Regions from separate parts of the Homo sapiens genome. Here region 2 is linked to region 1. Evidence: chromatin loops called from intact Hi-C (ENCODE). Cell type or tissue: HepG2. All regions are shown on one strand. Each heading gives the region's core, and the rest is flanking DNA. Links, peaks and the distances in the headings are about the cores only.

Region 1 (10,124 bases), core at 658-8,657:
CCCATTCTAGAAGTTCTTATATTTCTGAAAGTGTAGCAAGATTCCAAAGCCACTGGAAAAAGTGAAAATTATAATAAAATCTAGTATATGCATCAATATTTTGATGCTTATTTAACTGTAATATTCTACTGATATATTGTGGTTTGCCTATAGTATATGGCCCATAAAATTGGTATATTAGATAGGCAATAAAGTGACTGCTATGGTTTGCAGGGACCTTTATCAAAATAAAACTCATTAATTCCAGTTATTTTCAAATAGGAATAGAGAGGGGATTGGTGGGAGTTTACAGACATGGGCATGGCTATTGTTGGTTGGATGTGGAGCCTTAGAAAAAACACACTGTCTTTCATTTGTCTTATTACTCACCAGTGGATATTTATAACAATGAAGATGAAATTCGGTTTAAACAGTGCTGAGGACAATTCAGAAGCACTAAAAACAAAATACATGTTAAAGGGTAGGTGCAGTGTGGCAGATTATATTTTCCAAATGTGGCCACAACAGTATCTTTTATCTCACCTCTCTTCTTACCATACATTTTCTTTCTTCCCATTGAGAGATGGGGTGTAGGTTATGACTTCTCCTCTCCAACCTGGGCAAGTCTTTGTGACTGCCTTGACCAAAAGCATATGGCAGAGGGATGCCATGTGACATCTAAGGATAGGTAATAAATATGCCACATGTTCACCTTGATCTCTAAGGATCACACTGAGGGATGCCACCCACATATAAGCAGCCTAAATATTCTGAGGCTGCCATACTTTGAGGAAGCCTAAAGTAGCTCATATAAAGAGACCCTGAGACTACTTGGAGAGAGATGCTTGACCTGCCCCCAGTTGCTTCAGCCCTTCATTGGTACAGTCAGTGTCTCACTACAATTGCATTAGAAACCCAAGCCAGAACCATCTAACCAAGGCTTTCCTGAATTTCTGACCCACAGAAACCATGAGAGATAAGGAAATGATTGTTGTTTTAAGCCATTAAGTTTTGGAGTGTTTTCTTAATACCACAATACATAAGTGAAACATGTAGAAAAGAGGATAGAAGAGTGAGTATAGTTAAAAATAATTTATTGTGTATTTCAAAATAGCTGCACAAGAAGATTTGAAATGTTCTCAACATAAAGAAATGATAAATGTTTGAGGTGATGGATATCCTGATTACCCTGATTTGATCATTATACATTATATGCATGCATCAAAATATCACATGGACCCTATAAATATGTACAATTATTATGTATCAATTTTTTTAAAACTATAAAACAGGCCATGCAAGGCAGCTCACACCTGTAATCCCAGCACTCTGGGAGGCTGAGGAGGGAGGAACACTTGAGCCCAGGAGTTTGAGACCAGCCTGGGCAACATAGTGAGACCCCATCTCTACAAAAAATAAAAAATTAGCTGGGTGTGGTGGTGTGTGCCTGTAGTCCCATCTACCCAGGAGGCTGAGCCAGGAGGATTGCTTGGGCCCAGGAGATGGAGACTGCAGTGAGCTATGATCTCACCACTGCACTTCAGCCTGGGTGACAGAGATAGATCCTGTCTTAAGGAAAAAAAAAAAAAATTGCTTCTCCTTCTCTGACTTGTCCTCTTTCACTCTCACTCTCCAATGAAAAACAAACAAAAAAGAGTTTGGGATCAGTTGCTAGCCTCCAGATTCTGAAATTTTGTTAGTACCAATTGGAAGCTTCCAGTTTCTTCTTTCCACATACATAGTCCCTTGGGTCTGGTCTCTGGTAGTGTTTTGTACCTCAAGAGGGAACAATTAACGTTAGTTGAACAGATGACTATTCTGCAGCAGCTGAGCATTCTTACCCTGGGTTTTCACCTGGCCAACATGGTGAAATTCCGCCTCTACTAAAATTACAAAAAAAAATTAGCCAGGTGTGGTAGCGGTGCCTGTAATCCCAGCTACTCAGGAGGCTGAGGCAGGAGAATCGCTTCAACCCGGGAGGTGGAGGTTTCGGTGAGCCGAGGTCACGCCACTGCACTCCAGCCTGACAGACAGAGTGAGACTCTGTGTTACAAAAAAAAAAAAAAAAAAAGGCCAGGCATGGTGGCTCATGCCTGTAATCCCAGCACTTTGGGAGGCCGAGGCAGGCGGATCACGAGGTCAAGAGATCGAGACCATCCTGGGCAACATGGTGAAACCCCCGTCTCTACTAAAAATACAAAAATTAGCTGGGCATGGTGGTGGGTGCCTGTAGTCCCAGCTACTCTGGAGGCTGAGGCAGGAGAATCGCTTGAACCCAGGAGGCGGAGGTTGCAATGAGCCAAGATCATACCACTGCACTCCAGCCTGGGCGACAGAGCTCGACAGAGTGAGACTCCGTCTCAAAATGATAGCAATAATAATAACACAATTTTTAAAAATGTTGGGTTTTCATAAAGTGAACCAACATTGGACGCCCTTGTATTCTCTTCATTGTTCTTCCCACAAACAGGAAGTATACTTACTTTGTAAGGCAGTACAGAATACTCTTCCCCTTAGAGCTTTGCCTAAAAGCTTTACTAGTTTCACTTTTTGAGTCATGACGTTTTCTTCTTGGCATAAATGATAATGTGCTGTCTTCAAAATACTAGACTACGTCTCTGAATTTTTTATCCACTGTATAGTTGAAGAACAAGTGTGATTAGTTTTGAGGTATTGCATATCATATAGTCCTAGGAATTACTTCTATATAGTATTATTATCATTCTTCAAATCTTGGAATTACTACCTTTAAAGGAAGAATAGAAAGCAGGATTTCCAAGGAGGAAGGATTAAAAATCAATTGGAAAATAACCAAATCAAACGTTAAAAAAAAAATTAAAACATTCATTTAACTAAAATTAGTGCAATAAATAACTGGGTAAATTTCCAAGAGTATTTGTCTAATAAAATCCATTATTACTCTTGTTTGTAAATCAAAAAACCCCAGTTTAGGGAACTAGTTTGGGCAAAAAATGGGGATTTGTTGGCTCATTTAAACAAACCCTGGCTGAGCACGGTGGCTCACGCCTGTAATCCCAGCACTTTGGGAGGCCGAGGAGGGCAGATCACCAGAGGTCGGGAGTTCAAGACTAGCTTGACCAACATGGTGAAACCCTGTCTCTACTAAAAATACAAAAATTAGCTGAGCGTTGTGGCATGTGCCTGTAATCCCAGCTACTCAGGAGGCTGAGACAGGATAATTGCTTGAACCCGGGAGGCGGAGGTGGCAGTGAGCCGAGATGTCACCATTGTACTCCAGCCTGGGCAACAGAGTGAGACACTGTCTCAAAAACCAAACCAAATAAAACCAAAAAACCCTATTAAGATCAGCAGTACAGTTAGCATCAAAGGTATCTGGAACCAGGAACTCAAACGTATTGCAGTCTTTCTCCCTTGTACCGTCTCTCCCCGCTTTTTTCTCTCTTTCCCCGTTTTTTGGTTTGCTTCTCTCTACTTTTTAACCTCAACACATTTAAAAGTAGAAGTTTCCTGTTTTTAATTCCTACTTCAGTCTGTTTTTCCTATCTATTGAATGTTTTAATTCCCATCAATCTTTATTTTTAACATCAATCTGCTTCTTCAAATTTTAATTTTTTAAATCCTTCTTAGCCTTTGAATTTTTGTCCCTAACCTTTACTCTTTGTCGATAGTGTGTGCTTATTACCAATTTATCTCTGTAAGAGGGAAGTACCAGAACTTAAAAAGAAGCATGGGCCTACAAATGTAAAGAAATTGATTTGCATTTATAAATAATGGAGACGGCAAGGTTCTGAGAAGTACTCAGCTGGTATTATCTCAAACTTGACTTTATTGATGATTTTTAACCACGAAATTTAGACTTTCCATAAGGATTATAACTTGCTTGTTTATCCCATTTCTTGGCTAAGGATGGGAACTACATTTCCCAGAATCCTCTTCCCTATATGGTTCTAGGTTAGAATTGAACAAAAGAGGAATGTGTATGAGATTTGAAAAGTGAATGAAACTGAAGCGACTGTGCTCAAAAGGTCATTGCTGTGAAACCGGGCGACAGGTAGAGACAGATGCTGCGAGTCCCAGCTTGTCCTGCTGTTCTCCATTCTGTGTCTTGCCTCTCTTGCCACCTGCTGGTTCGGCTGATCAATAACAGCCCCTGACCCAGGGTGTAGGCGATAGCTACACAAAGACGAACCTTTCCCCAGAGATGGCAATTTCGAGACCCTCCATGAATACGCTCTTTGCAGTCCCACTTTGGCAACTGGTCACGCTTGATTTCCTGGATTTCTCGGCCAGCTGCAGTTTGTTACTCACATCAGTGCTTCAGTGGACTCTTCAGCCTATTTCTCTGATTCTCTGACTCTCCCTTCCAGACCTTCACTTTTGCAACTCTTTTCATATTCGTGTAAGTCCTAATTCCTATAGTAAATTAGTTATTCTCATTATCATTACAGTGTCTCTTGGAACTCTTCGATCTTCGTGCTCGGCTGTCTTTATTGCTTCAGGTGTCTTCCCTGATAGTTGCAAATGGCCACCACAACCGAGCGTTCCCTACTCACCTGACGTTGCTCCAAGCAGCAAGCAAGCGCACGGGTACTTACAAGTCTTTCTCCATACAATCTTCTCTTGTTTCAGGAAAGAATGTTGTTTTTACCAGAAGCCTCTAACAGAATTCCCCTCTAAGTCTCCTAGGTCAGATCAGGCATCTTCCCCTGGTCACTGATAAAGGAGCTAAATTGCCATGATTGGCTCAGACTTGTGGTCCTGTCCTTGGCTGCACAACAGGGAACATTTTAAAACGTATTTGCACCCGCACCCAACTTGCAACGATTCTGATCGAATTGTTTTGGGGTGGTGCTGTGGCTCAATATTTGTAAAATGCTTTCGCAGAGATTATAATGTGCAGCCAGGGTTGAGAACCACTGCTTGGATCAAACATGATTCATTCTCTTAATATTTCACAGTGCCTGAGCAAATCAGTGTTCTGTATAAGGAAGAAGGTAGAAATGCTGAGGGATTGGCAATCAAGATTTATTCATCCAAATTATCTCATTCAAGCATGACCGATGGAATAGATGGAAATATGACTAAATTTCCCACTTGATTTTCATCATCTAACATCACTAAGAGTTACCAGAGTTTAAACAAGTTATTTGACTAAATCTAGGAATAATAATACAACAGCTATTCTCTATTCCTTAGTTACTGGAAGTAAAGCCATTCTGAATGAGCTACTAAACCACGTGGCACAGAGCTCAAGAAATAACTATTCCTTTGTGGGGCACCTAATGAATTAGCCTTATTTAATTACTTATATAATTAATTGCATGATTAATATAATTAATTATATAATTAATTGCATGATTAATATAATTAATTATATAATTAATTGCATGATTAATATAATTAATTATGGGGGTGGGAACATGGAGAGATGGTCAAAGGGTACAAAGTTTCAGTTAGAAAACATGTTTTTGAGATATATCGCACAGCATGGTGACTATAGTTAATAATGTATCTTTCAAAATTGCTAACAGGGCAAATTTTAAATATACCACAAAAAATGGTAAGTATGTGAGGTGATGGATTTAATTAGCTTAATTTAATCATTTTACAATACGTAGATATATCAAAACATCACATTGTACCCCACAAATATATATAATTGTCAATTAAAAACAATTAAAATCTTTAAAAAAATCCCTGTAGTTCTGAATTTGAGTTGGAAGTATCAGTATGATATTGTAACATTATTTTTTTTTTGTATTTTCATTATAATTAATTTTTTTTTTTTTTGTGAGAGAGGGTCTCACTTTGTCACCCAGGCTGGAGTGCAGTGGCAAGGATCTCAGCTCACTGCAACCACCCCCTCCTGTGTTCAAGCGATTCTCAAGGCTCAGCTCTCTGAGTAGCTGGGATTACAGTTGCACATCACCATGCTCAGCTAATTTTTGTATTTTTAGTAGAGATGGGGTTTTATCATGTTGGCCAGGCTGGTCTCGAACTCCTGACCTCAAGTGATCTGCCTGCCTTGACCTCCCAAATTGTTGGGATTACAGGCATGAGCCACAGCACCCAGTCTCAGTATAGTTTATTTTATACTACAGTTTAATTATCTTTATAGTGCACTTATTTTTTTCCACTTATTTTTTGAGACTGGATCTCCCTCTATCGCCCAGCCTGGAGTACAGTGTTGCAATCTTGGCTCACTGCAACTTCTGCCTCCCAGGCTCAAGCTGTCCTCCCACTTTAGCCTCCATAATAGCTGGGACTATAGGCACAGACCACCATGCCCATCTAAGTTTTGTATTTTTTGTAGAGAGGGGTTTTGCCATGTTGCCCAGGCTGGTCTTGAACTCCTGGTCTCAAGCCATCTGCCTACATCAGCCTCCCAAAGTGCTGGGATTACGGGAGTGAGCCACCATGCCTGGCCAGTATAATGCACTTACTTCTTAAACTCTGACTTTCTTTCTGCCACTTTTGCTTATAATTACATAATTTTTTGATATAATATTATAATATTTACCCTTAGGAGAGATCAGAATCATACATCACTCCTCACAGAAATTGAGAGACTTTTTTCCTGTTAAACAGCATGTTTTAGTGATTTCTCTATTGCCATGGTAAGGCAAGCCAGGTTAAATCAGAGGAGAATGTTTAAGGGAATGTTCCTGAAAATTGTCTTATTTCTTATCTTCACTTTTGTGCATGGATACAGAATTTGTGTCTATTTCATGAATTTCAGATTAACTTGTATAGAAAAGTCATTATGATGTTCTCTAAAATGCAAATGTGTTAGATTAATTTACAAACTATTTGAAAAGTTAGGCATTTCCTTCATTCTCCTTTCATTTAAAATTATTGCAAAAGCATAGAAATATTCAGATCATGTGGAGTATGTACATCCAAAATAGATAATTTAAAAAATTATCTTGATTCTGCCATTGGAATTTTTAAAACAACTTTACTGAGGTATAATTCACATACTGTATGGTTCGTCCATTTACAGTGTACAACTCAATGTCTCCCACAATATTCACAAAGTTGTGTAACCACCACCACAATCAATATTAGAATATTTTCATCACCCCGAAAAGAAATTCTGCATCTCTTAGCCATCACGGCCGCCCTCTTCCATGTTCCTTCACTTTCACCATTCCTAGGCAAACACCATCTACTTTTTGTGTCCATAGATTTGTCTGTTCTGGACATTTCATATAGATAAAGTCATACAAAATGTAGTTTTCTTTTTTAAAATTGTATTTTATTGGCCGAGCGAGGTGGCTCATGCCTGTAATCCCAGAACTTTGGGAGGCCGAGGCAGGTGGATCACCTGAGGTCAGGAGTTCAAGACCAGCCTGACCAACATGGCGAAATCCTGCCTCTACTAAAAAAACAAAAACATTAGGCAGGCGTGGTGGTGCATGCCTGTAATCCCAGCTACTCGGTAGGCTGAAGCAGAGAATTGCTTGAACCCGGGAGGCTGAAGTTGCAGTGAGCCAAGATCACGCCATTGCACTCCAGCCTCGGCAACAAGAGCAAAACTCTGTCTCAAAAAAAAAAATTGTATTTTAGATTCAGAGGATATGGTGCATGCTTGCTATGTGGGTATATTGGTGGATATTGGGCTTCTAGTTTACCCATTACCCAAATAGTGAACATTGTACCCAAAAGGTAATTTTTCGGCCCTTGCTCCCTTCCCACCCTCCCCTCTTCTGGAGTCCTCAGTGTCTATAATTTTCATCTTTATGTCCATATGTACCCATTGTTTAACTCCTACTTATATGTGAGAACATGTAGTGTTTGGTTTTCTGTTTCTGAGTTAGTTCACTTATGATAATGACCTCCAGCTCCACCCACATTGCTGCAAAGGATATGATTTCATTCTTTTTTGTGGTTATGCTTCTTTTTTAAAAGTATTTTTTTTACCTTTGTCCACTGAAAAGACCTGGAGATAATGACCAACCCAGTAAAAATAACATGTATTACGCAGACTGTGTTATAAATACCATTTCCAAATAAATGGAATTGATGCTTCTTGGAGGAATGACTGATTCTAGATATGGACCAGAATAAGTATATGATGAGGCTAAATCATCATGTCATAATAAAAAGCAAAGAAATGATCAATTCTACTGGGATCATATCAAAAACACATGGTGCCAACTTGAAGAAGCTGCCACTGTTCAAAGACAGGATGATTTGACCACTAATATGAATAATGGATTAATCTATTGCAATAGATTAAAGTGCAACAAATATGTTTAAAGCCATAAATTCATAATGATGCTTTAAAAAACCCTACTGATCATCTTCAGGGCACAGAAGGAAACCAACTCATTATTTTGAAATCTGATAAAGAACACATATCATACATTTATTCTGCCTTTCTTGTATGCATATAGATAATGAGGGGAAGCCAGGTGTGGTGGCTCACGCCTGTAATCCCAGCATTTTGGGAGGCTGAGGCGGGTGGATCACCTGAGGTCAGGAGTTCGAGACCAGCCTGACCAATATGATGAAACCCCCACTAAAAATACAAAATTAGCTGGGCGTGGTGATGGGCACCTGTAATCCCAGCTACTCAGGAGGCTGAGACAGGAAAATCACTTGAACCCGGGAGGCAGAGGTTGCAGTGAGCTGAGATCGCACCAATGCACTCCAACCTGGGCAACAAGAGCAAAACTCCAACTCGGAAAAAAAAAATTCCCAAAAAGGAGCTATCTAACACTATGTGCCTCCTAATAAAAGTGCCACCTACAATGCAATATTATCAAGCAGACAAAAAACTCTTAATCTGAACAAGTCTCTGTCATTACCAATTTACAGAAAATACAAGAGAGAGGAGCATGTTCAATAGCACCATTGAACTGTCAGAATCCATTTGAGAAAAAAGTTTTTAAAAATATATACATAAAAAAATCCACCCTGTGAATGCAGTCAGCAAAATCTAGAATATAGGATATCTACAGGACAAACAACCCAATTTTTTCAACAAATAAATTGCAAAAAAAAATTGAGAAAGAACCTATAAAAGAAATATACCAACCAGTTGCAATGTATGGAAATTATTTGAATCCTAAATTGAATAAACTTAAAAAAAATGAGATAAAGAAACTTGAGCAGTGATTAGATACATTGGATACTTGATTATATTAAGCAGTTATTGTTCATTTCTAAGTGTGATAATATGATGGTATGTTTAGAAAAAAGAAATTATTTTTTAGAAATCCACAATGAAATATATTCAGATGAAATGATATTGCTTCTGGGGTTTGCTTCAAATTATCTAGTATGGTGGGGGGTGTTGTATTAGGTATCTATTGCTGCATAACAAATTACTCCTACATTTTGCAACTTAAAACAACAAACATTTATCTCAAAGTTTCTGTACATCAGATATCCAGGCCTGGAGCCGTGGCTCATGCCTGTAATCCCAACACTTTGGGAGGCTGAGGCGGGCAGATCACTTGAGTTCAGGAGTTTGAGACCAACCTGGCCAACATGGTGAAACCCTGTCTCTGCTAAAAGTACAAAAATTATTTGCGGAGCATGGTGGCGTGCGCCTGGAATTAACTGTTTGAACTCGGGGCGGAGGTGGCAGTGAGCTGAGATCGCACCACTGCGCTCTATCCTGGGCCATAGAGCGAGACCCTGCCTCAAAAAAAAAAAAAAAGTTTCTGTGGGTGAGGAATCCAGAAGCAGCTTAGTTGCATGTTTCTGGCTGAAGGTTGCTGCAATTATCTGAAGTCTAGAGGGTCTGCTTCCAAGTTTACTCGGTGTTTGGCTGAGCTCATGCCTCACTGGCTGAAGCTAGAAATCTCATTTTCTTTCCACATGGGCCTTTCCATAGGGTGCTTAGTTAACAGCAAGATGTGGCAGCTAGCTTCCCGAAAAATGAAAGCCTAAGATAGAAGCTTCAGTCTTTTATAACCTAATCTCAGAAAAGACACACCATCGCTTCTGCCATATTCTGATGGTCACACAGACTAACTCTGATACAACATGGAAAAGGGACCACTGATGGGTATAAATACAATGAGGCAAGGACCGTTAGGCGCCATCTTAGGAACTAGCTACCACATTGACCCAATGTTTTATGGACTTAGGTCAAGCCTTCATCCTTCCCCTGACCATAAACCCAAACCTGACTGGTGGACCATAGTAGT
Region 2 (10,124 bases), core at 1,029-9,028, 290 kb after region 1:
CTTGTTATGTTGGCCAGGCTGGTCTCAAACTCCTGGCCTCAAGTCATTTGCCCACCTTGGCCTCCCAAAGTGCTGAGATTACAGGTGTAAGCCACTGTGCCTGGCTGTCTTAGCATTTAAATATATGCAAGTCTTCTCTACCTAAAAGCAACGTAAACTTTTCTTGAACCTCTATGTACTCCCCTGGTAGACATATTTTCTGTCTTCTTTACTTCATACTTTTGAGTTGTATTTCATATTTTCATTTGATAATATTTCTTGTGTGCCTGCTGGGTGTAGATCCTGGGCTAAACAACTCACATTCCTTTTCAACTCACTGGATCTAGCTGCTGCTCACATGCTTCCACCGTGACTGTCCTTACCAAGGCCTCCAGTGACTTGGGTTGCAAAATACAAAGGGCAAGTATTAATAACAATCTTATTTATCATTTCAGCAGCATGGTCCATTGGTACTTCCTTTTTATGTTTACTCATTAACTATGGTGGGTTTTTAGTTCTATTTATTTATTTATTTATTTTTACTGTGCACCATTTAAATGAACATCTCAGTTCTCTTTTACATCTCTTATTTTCTCAGTCCCTGTTCTTTCCCTTAATAATTCCAACCACTGTCAAGGCTATTTTTTCCTTCCATTTTGTCTTTTACATTTTGACCCTTATGGTCAATGCTTGCTGGACACCTCCAGATGACACAATCACCTTAGATTCCATATGCCCAAAACAGAACTCATAATTTCCTTTCTCAAGTCTTTGCTTTTTGGGTTTCCTAGTCAGAAATGTGGTTGTCATTTTTCATTCCTCTGTCTCTGACACTTCCTATATCCAGCTAGTTACCAAGCTGCGAAATCCACTTCCCAAGTATGTCTGCACTATGCTCATTTCGCCCGCTTCTCCAGAGCTATTCTCCTAGTTCAGATCAATGTAATCTCTACTCCAGATTACCCAAGTGGGTATTAGAGATATAAATAGTTCCTTGTTTTATGGTATCCTGACCTAGCTGTAGTGTTTCTCAATTCTACAAGGGACACTTAAATGTATACTTGGCACTTAAGAGATCATAATGCCTGGGACTAAAGTAATTAATGCCTTTTAGTTTGGAGAAAAAAAACTTATACATGGACGAAAGCTCTACTTTAATGATACTGAAAGTTATTTAATGAAGCATTAGGTGAGATCTCCAAAGGGATACTATATAATTTACCAATTATAATGAAGACAACATAACTATGAGTTATTTGAAGGGACAGAAAGTTTAATAAGGATTCTACTTTCATTGGAGACTTAAGAACATCAATCATCCATTAAAAATAGAGCTACTATATATGATTCAGCAATCCACTACTGGATATATATCCAAAGGGTGTGGAATCAGTATGTTGAAGAGATATCTACACTCCCATGTTTATTACAGCATTATTCACAATAGCTAAGATATAGAATTGACCTAAGCATCTGGCAATAGATGAATGGATAAAGAAAAAGTGATATATATACACAATGGGATAGTATTCAGCCTTTGAAAGGAAGGAAGCCTTAAACAGGCAATAATTAGCTTAGCCCAGGCATTATGATCCCTTAAGTGCCAAATAAAATTTTCTGTCATTTGTTAAAACATGAATGGACCTAGAGGACATTATGTTAAGTGAAATAAGCCAGACACAGAAAGACACATACTTCATGATCTCACTTATATGTGATGTGTAAAAAGGTTGAACTCAGAGAAGCAGAGAGTAGAATGTGGTTAACAGAGGGTGGGTGGTGAAGGGATTGGGGAGATGTTGGTCAAAGAATAAAAAATTTTATTTAGAAAGAAGAGTAGTTTCAAGAGATCTGCTGTACCACATGGTGACTACAGTTAATAATAATATATAAGAGGACCTCAAAAAGTTCATGGAAAATGTGTATTATAAAAACTGTGCGTGGATTTTAAAATATTTTGAACCAAAGTAAATTCATGCTAATTTGTTATGACATGTCTGAACAGGATATAGTTTGAGGCATTAAGCATAGGACATCAGTTTGAATACAGCATGTATCAGAGCAGCATGAATTCTGCTAAAATCAAAGCAAGAATGAACATCAAATTTATGGTGAAGCTGGGGTGGAAGAATGGTGAAATCCTTGATGCTTTATAAAAAGTTTGTGGGGACAATGCTCCAAATAAATCAGCAGTTTGAAATGGGTGACTCTTTTTGAGAAGAGATTAAACAATGTTGAAGATGAAGGCTGAAGTGGCAGATCATCCACATCAATTTGCCCTAATTGTTCATGCCTTGATTGAAGACGGCTGGCGATTAACAGCAGAAACAATAGCCAACACCATAGACATCTCAGTTAGTTAAGTTTACACAATTCTGACTGAAAACTTAAAGTACAGCAAAGTTTCTACTTGATGTGTGCCAAAACCATTGTACCCAGATCAATTGGAGATAAGAGAAGAGCTTTCAGTGGAAATTTTAAACCGGTATGATCAAGATTCTGAAGAATTTCTTCAAAGAATTGTAACAGGAGATAAACATGGCTTTACCAGTATGATCCTGAAGATACTGCACAATTACAGCAATGGCTAGCAAGAGGTAGAAGTGGTCCAGTCAAAGCAAAAGTGGACCAGTCAAGAGCAAACGTCATGGCAATTGTGTTTTTTGAGATGCTCAAGGCATTTTGCTTGTTGACTCTCTAGAGGGCCAAAGAATGAGACCTACTTATTAGGAAAGTGTTTTGAGAAAGTTAGCCAACACTTTAGCAGAAAAATGCCCAGGAAACCTTCACTAGAGAGTTCTACTTCACCACGATGATGCTCCTGCTCATGCCTTGCATCGAACAAGGGTAATTTTGTGAGCATTTTGATGGGAGATCATAAGCATCCAGTTTACAGCACTGATTTGGCTCCTTCTGTCTTCCTTTTGTTTCCTAATCTTACAAAAATCTGTAAAGGGGATTCATTTTTCTTTAGTTAATAATGTAAAAAAGACCGCATTCATATGTTTATCTTCCAGGACCCTCATTTTTAAAGGGATGCACTAAATGGCTGCTATGATTGCTTACAAAAGTATATTAACCTTGATAGAGCTTATGTTGAGAAATAAAGTTTATATTTTATATTTTTATCTTTTAATTCCATTTCCATGAACTTTTTGACATACCTTCATATTGTATATATAAAAATTGCTGAGAGAATAGATTTTCAGTGTTTTCACCACAAAAAATGGGAGATAATATATATCCTAATAGCTTAATTTAGCCATTCCACAATGTATACATATATCAAAAGATTATATTGTATACCATAAATATATATAATTTTTACTTGTCAATTAAAATTAATAAACATTTTAAAAGGAAAGGAGATCTAGGTCACCTTTTGTAGCCCTTCTGTCCCCAAATAAGAACATTAATCATTTTGTAATGGATGGCTACATCAAACCACCCTGCAGGTTAATTTTTGGTTGTGGCCAGAAAAGTAGGTAACTGTCTTATCAGGACAGGCTAGATAATCAACAGGAGCCTAGGAAAGAAGGAAACAGTGTGACCCCAAGAAATGATAAAACTAGTTTTGTACAGATGGAGATAGGGTTTGTATGTGAAAATTCCCAGCTGTGAAGGCTGGAGAGATTGTTGAGAGCCTGGATTATGCAGAGCCTTAGAGAATACCAATTTGAGTTTTCCCTGAAGGTGAAGGGAGAATTGTGGAGGTATTTTCAGCAAAGAAATAACAAAACCAAAATTGTGTTATAGAAAAATAACATGGCAGTAGTATGAAGGATGAATAGAAGAAGGGTAACATTGGATGCACAGAGAATGGCTAGAAATTGTGGAGTTGGTCAAAGAATACAAAATTACAGTTAAATAGGAATAATAAATTCAAGACATCTAATACACAGCATTGTGGCTATAGCTAATAATATACCTTCTTGAAAATTCTAAGAAAGCAGATGTTAAGTGTTCTCATCACCAAGTGATAAGTATGTGAAATAATGCATATTTAATTAGCTAGATGTAACCATTCCATAATGTATACATACTTTAAAACATTTTGTGGTATACATACATACAATTTTATCTGTCAGTTTAAAAAATTAAAGGAAAACGCCAAAAAAACCCCACTAGACAATCTTATAAAAATGGGCAGTTTTAAAAAGACACTTCAAAAAAGAAGATATTGAAAAAAATTGTGTCAATCCAGGTGACAAAAGATGGAAAATGGAAGAGCTTTATTTTTTTCTTTTTGAGATAGAGTCTTGCTCTGTTGCCCAGGCTGGAGTGCAATGACGAGATCTCGGCTCACTGCAACCTCTGCCTCCCAAATTCAAGCAATTCTCCTGCTTCAGCCTCTGGAGTAGCTGGGATTACAGGCACCCGCTACCACACCCGGCTAATTTTTGTATTTTTACTAGAGGCGGGGTTTCACCATGTTGGCCAGGCTGGTCTCAAACTCCTGACCTCAGGTGATCTACCTGCCTCGGCCTCCAAAGTGCTGGGATTACAGACGTGAGCCACCGCGCCCGGCCAGAAGCGCTTATTTTTAAATGGTAAATCACTTGAAAAGAATTGCCACGTGTATTTAACTCTTTCTACTTTCTCGTATGCTACTTTCACATTTTTACTATTATAATGAAGGTGGCACTGAACATACATGACGTATCTTGGATTATTTTCTTAAACCAAGTTGCTAGGAGTAGGAATACAAGGTTAATAGGTACGGATATTTTTAAAGTAATTAATACAAGTTTGTGATGTAGTCTTTGAAATAACACTTCTGTAAATATTTTAAGCACATTTTCTTTCTTTTTTCTTTGAAGAACACACTTAAAGGTAACTGAAGGCACATTCTTTCCTCTTTGACATATTCTTTTAAGTTTGATAATTATCGATCCCTTTTTCCACTATTTCTAACAGAGGTTAAAACTTGATGAAATTTTGATTTGCTTGTTTGCGTTTTCATGCACCTCTCTCATTAACAAAATCAGATGTTTGGTAAATGCATTAATGCCTACACCTCGGACTATAACTATTATATAGGGGTCAAAAAAAGTTTTTTTTTTTTGTATTGACATTAAAAAGGTAACTGTTAGAGAAAATTAAAACTAAATCAATAAAATCATTGATATTTAGAACCTAAATAACTCATTATTATATTGGAAAGAAATTTATTAGGTCAAATTAGGGTCTACATTTAATGCTTGGCAGTATTCCTTTAGGTTAAGCGTTTTTTAGTTAATTTGATCAAGTCACTGAGTTGAAATGCAAAATGATAAACTTATATTAAACCATATAAACACCATTTCAAAAGAATCACCATGGTGAGAAAAACATGAATTATGAAAATGTCTTGTAATGAACTTGAATGTAAGAGGAAACATTTTTTATGGCCATTCCCATGTATGAGACAAAAAGCCATCTGACGAAACGATAGTGGAAACATTTTTGAATTGTGAAAAGCTGCTCTGGTGAAAATATCAAAAGAATGAAAATCAACCTGTTGTAGCAGAAATTTGGGATTGTCCAAATTAAGCATGAATTAAATGTATATATTTATGCCATGCAATCAAAATGAAACTGCATATCTGTACTTACGCTCATGATTCTTCCAGCCTGGTTTACCTCACTCCCTATCTTCAGCTGAAATGCGCCCTCTTCTGTTTAAGGTTAGCCTATCTGAAGACTGAAATACTCTGCCTGTGTAGTAACAGCATTACTGTAGAGTCCAAGCCAGGCTATTTGGATCACACTGCCCCACTCTAAGAATCCTCGGACTGCTTGATATGCCTTCATGATTCTGAGAGGTTCCCCTATTTTATTGTGTTTAGAATCTGGAGCTTCTTAGATAAGGGAATAGTGCCTGACCCAATGAAAGTCACCTCTAGGCTGGCCAGGGCCTGTGAGGTAATCTAGAATGAGTTATCTTTCCACCAGAAATCCTCAGTAATGCATAGTGCCCAGGCAATATTTGTGGCTGACCTCTGTTTAGTACTTACCATGCATCAGGCATTGCTTTTCCAACATAATGGTGCCACCAGGGAGAGCTGCACCACTGAGTACTTGATAAATGGTCAAATATTTCTAAACTGATTGGTAAACAGTGGCTAACAAGAGCCTCTTAATGGTCCACTCTACCCAAACTTTTCTACCTGTCCTAGTATTTCCCTGGGGCTCTTGGACCTGTCCACAGCCCATCAATTAAAGAGTTAAAGAACTAGTACCTGGCCCTACAGGCCCTCCAGGACCTTGCTACAGCTTCCTAGCACCCCAGCAATGGTTGGGAGGATATCCTGGTGACAGTGTTCATTAAGAGTGTGCCAAGTACTTGGTGCTCTGGAGCCAACTGGCTGGGTTCAAATCTGAGCTTTGTCACTTATGAGACTTGTGAGCTTGGGTTAGTTGATTAGTCTTTCTTTGACTCAATTTTTCTCATCTCTGAAATAGGATGGTAATGTATTTATCACATGGGATATTTTTCAGACTAAATAAATTAAGACAAAGCATTTAGAAGAGATCTAGCACATAATAGGCACAATATAAGTGTTGGTTATTTTTATTAGATGTACTAATGGCTAAATATTTTTACCATCACCCTTTAGTACCACACTAGATACCACTGTTGGGGAAAAGACAGGTGGTCACTGCTGATACAGTTGTGCCTCATATCTCTAGAGCTGCTGCATATTCTGAACAGCATTCCGGTAGTTTTGAGACCTAGTTGTGTGGTAGTTGAGAAAGTTTATTTCTTTACTTCTTACCTTACATTTTAAATCAATTGGCAGTATTTAACAATCATGAAATTTCAAATAAAAATCCAGATTTCTGGCATGTTTTGAAAATTTGTAAAACTGGCAACACGAGGGCCACGTTTTAATATGGCAACAATTGTCTGGACTCCTGTGTTGGCTCCTTCCTGGGAAGGGCTATCAACTACTGCGTTCGCCCTCCAGCCCATTGTGTTTTTTTGTAATCTGTCTGCTATTTGAGTTTGCTCTCCTTGAACTAGGCTAACCTGAGCATATCTCTTTCTTTACAACATGGAGGCCCTTAACTGCCACAGCAACACTTTATTGCCTCTACTAGATTGTAATATTCTTTGTGAATCATGTTTTATGTTTTGTTTATTTTTATGTCTTTGATTTTGCCTTATCCATAGTAGGTTACAACTTCACTCTTGGGACTAATGAAGGTTAAACTGGTGGTGATGTGAATTAAGATGGGTTTTGCTTTTATACAGAAAAGAGTTATAAAAATACAATTGAAAAAGAATATATAATTGAAGAAGTTGAACAAGTTTTATGAGTTACACAGATCACACTATATAATAAAAACAGAATTCCATTTAAGTCAATTATCAAGCTATGGTGATGTAGGAAGCACCTCAAATAAAATACTTAGATTTGAATTCCTATTCTTCCTCAGATATGACCTTGAACAAATTACCTAACCCCTGTGGGTTATTTCTGCTTTGGAAAAAATGTAGGTGATAATAAATATTCCCTGTATGTTGTGGGTATTAGATGAAATATAAAATATTGTCTGGATATGGCAATGCTTTTAAAATGTTAATATTTTTATAGGTATTATTTTAAAGACTTTATTTTTTTGTTGTTGAGACAGAGTCTCACTCTGTTGCCCAGGCTGGAGTGCAGTGGTGCGATCTTGGCTCACTGTAACCTCCACCTCCTGGGTTTAAGCGATTCTTATGCCTCAGCCTCCCAAGTAGCTGGGACTACAGACACCAAATTAGCCATCAAATCTGGCTAATTTTTTGTATTTTTTGTAGAGATGGAGTTTTGCCATGTTGCCCAGGCTGGTCTTGAACTCCTGGCCTCAAGTGATCCACCCACCTCAGCCTCCCAAAGTTCTGGGATTACAGGCGTGAGCCACCCCACCTGGCTGGATATTATTTAAAAGACTTTAGGCAAATTAAATTTAACAGAGTTTGATTGAGCAAAGAATGATTTGAGAATTGGGCCTCCCTGAGAACCAAAATAGGTTCAGAGCGACTCTGGAGCTGCCACATTGTTGGATAACATTTATGGACAGAACAAGAAAAGTGATGTACAGAAGACAATAATGAGTCACAGAAACAGCTGAATTAGTTACAGCTGGGAGTTTCCCTTATTTGAACATGGTTTGAACAGTTGGCTGCCTGTGATTGGCAGGCATCTGAAATTCTAATTGGTACAGGAGTAGGTTATAGTCTGTTTATAAAGTTCTAGGCCAAACTTAAGATATGTAAGGAGGTAGCTTTATGTAAACAATTCCTCCCTTTGGGTCAACCTCTTAAGATTGAGAGGTTGACTGAAACCTTAGGCATTGACGTCACTCTCACACCATTGTAAATGGACTTATTTGGTCTCAAATTCCACTGGGAAATAGCAGTACAGTGGATTTTGTAAGGTGGGAATATGGAAACAGAATGAGAGAAAAATAACCTGATTGTTTACTTTAGGTTAATTTTTTGTAAGGGTTAGAGCAGAGGGGACCTCTTTATTATGCTGGGATCTCCTGTTTTCAGAAGAAAAAAAAACTGTACTGTTTTGGAATCTATCTTCTTCCTTAAAGTTTCACTGTGATTATGTTGTATTAGCATGAGTGATTTTGTTTTGATTTGGTCTGTTCTGTTGGGGTCTAATGCAAGAGTTCAGTCCAGAACAATGGTCTTCCATAATTTTGTTTAACAATTCTCTTCTTTTGGTCAGGTTCTCACCTAGATGAGAGTGTGACCAAAACTTAGGGCTTTGGTGCTACTTCCTATTACCATTATTTTGGGTTTTCTGTCTTAGCACATTATTGATAGGTTATAGTGTCTTCACGATCAGGCATTTCTTTGAGATTTTGTCATTCCAGTCAAAGATACCATCTGACATTCTACACATGGCTGTCTGCAAACATTTAAAACTTTGGAGAGAATATAGCATACCAGGGAGAATACTATTGTGACTGTCAGAATGATAATGATAATGACTACTATAGTGACTGGCAGGAGCATACCAAGAATTTGGAGTATGCTCCTTAGCCAAGGTTCCTATTAGTTCCTATTAATCAACTAAAGTTAAATAGATCAAAGAATAAGCCAGATGAAAAGTCTACATGTTTTAATTAAGCAGCCTGTTCATTAATCTCTTGTAACTGAATCTCTACAAAACCCAGTGTATTTATTCATGTACAATAAGAAGTGTAAGCCACTGCACAGATTTCTCCCTGTTCAGCCTGTAGGTAATCTAGAGCAATTTTATTATCTAGCACAACTTTAGCAAGAGAATTTAAAGAAGTCTGCTGCACAGCCACAGGTTTTGCAGTAAAATCTGCTGTACAGACTACTGTAAGGGATACATTTCTAATCATTACCTCATTTACTCCAAGCCATAGAAAAAGGGAACTAACAAATGATGCCCATCTAGAAAGGTGAAGGCCTCTTGGCAATGTTTTATTTAACCTAGGATGTACGTTAAAAGAAGTGGACTGATGTTCTGTTTCTGACTGATTATGGAGTAACAAAGGTGTCATTAAAATTCCTAGCCTACACTGGCCCTTCATCTTGCATCCATCAAGAGATAAGGTTGCTCATGTATAAGGTTGTCTGTGAAATCTAACACAAATAAAAATATACTTCACACACATAGGCCCCTTTTCCCACTGTGTTGTTCCAAGAGGCATAAGCAAGGCAAAAGTTAAGAAAGGTTAAGAATCTCACGATGGAAGAGAAGTCTTGTTCCATGATCTTGGGAAAGCTTTCTATGTCTAGGATGCCATCTGCTTCAAGGGAGAAAGTTCTCTGGTTAGCTTTACCTTAAGGTCTCTAACAAGTGTTTGGTTTCAAGAGGCTGGATGGGCCAGACTCAAGGTTCAAGGTCCCAGTATTTTACTGCAGTGTGAGTGGCAAGGGAAGTCTTTCTCTGATGGTGTTTCCAGAAGGCCCAGTCTCTAAGTTTTAGACCATGAAGGGTTTGACTGTACCCAGTCAGTGGATCATAAAAAGCTCCTTTTACCTAATGAAAATACACTTTGGCACAATGCATTGAAGCCTGCATTGTAGCATTTAGTCATATAAGAATTTAGGTGCAGAAGATACATAAGGTTCTATTATTAGAGGCCTTACAGTGACTATTTCATAAATGGTCAACTCATGTTTTGAT

What was found. A loop is a pair of places that touch in the nucleus more often than their neighbours do. Peaks named below come from ENCODE experiments on the same cell type or tissue, not always from the same donor. Only the 100,000 strongest peaks of a DNase experiment are listed, where the experiment ranks them.
Region 2: a loop joins it to region 1, with 10 times the contacts of the local background. A loop is called at or near these places in 2 of 110 quality-filtered maps.

Annotation. Positions count from the first base shown.
Region 1 is chr6:63,592,708-63,602,831 of GRCh38, reverse strand. No RefSeq gene overlaps it. Among named protein-coding and RNA genes, the nearest start is that of PTP4A1, 25 kb to the right of the region's middle. RefSeq lists enhancers at 4,091-4,150, 4,231-4,390. In HepG2, for the core only: a CTCF peak has its summit at 4,082 (motif pointing left); a DNase peak (open chromatin) is centred at 4,051; H3K4me3 peaks cover 1,838 bases.
Region 2 is chr6:63,303,535-63,313,658 of GRCh38, reverse strand. The region is part of intron 1 of LGSN (lengsin, lens protein with glutamine synthetase domain); the gene reads left to right. Among named protein-coding and RNA genes, the nearest start is that of LGSN, 11 kb to the left of the region's middle. In HepG2, for the core only: a CTCF peak has its summit at 5,630 (motif pointing left); a DNase peak (open chromatin) is centred at 5,628.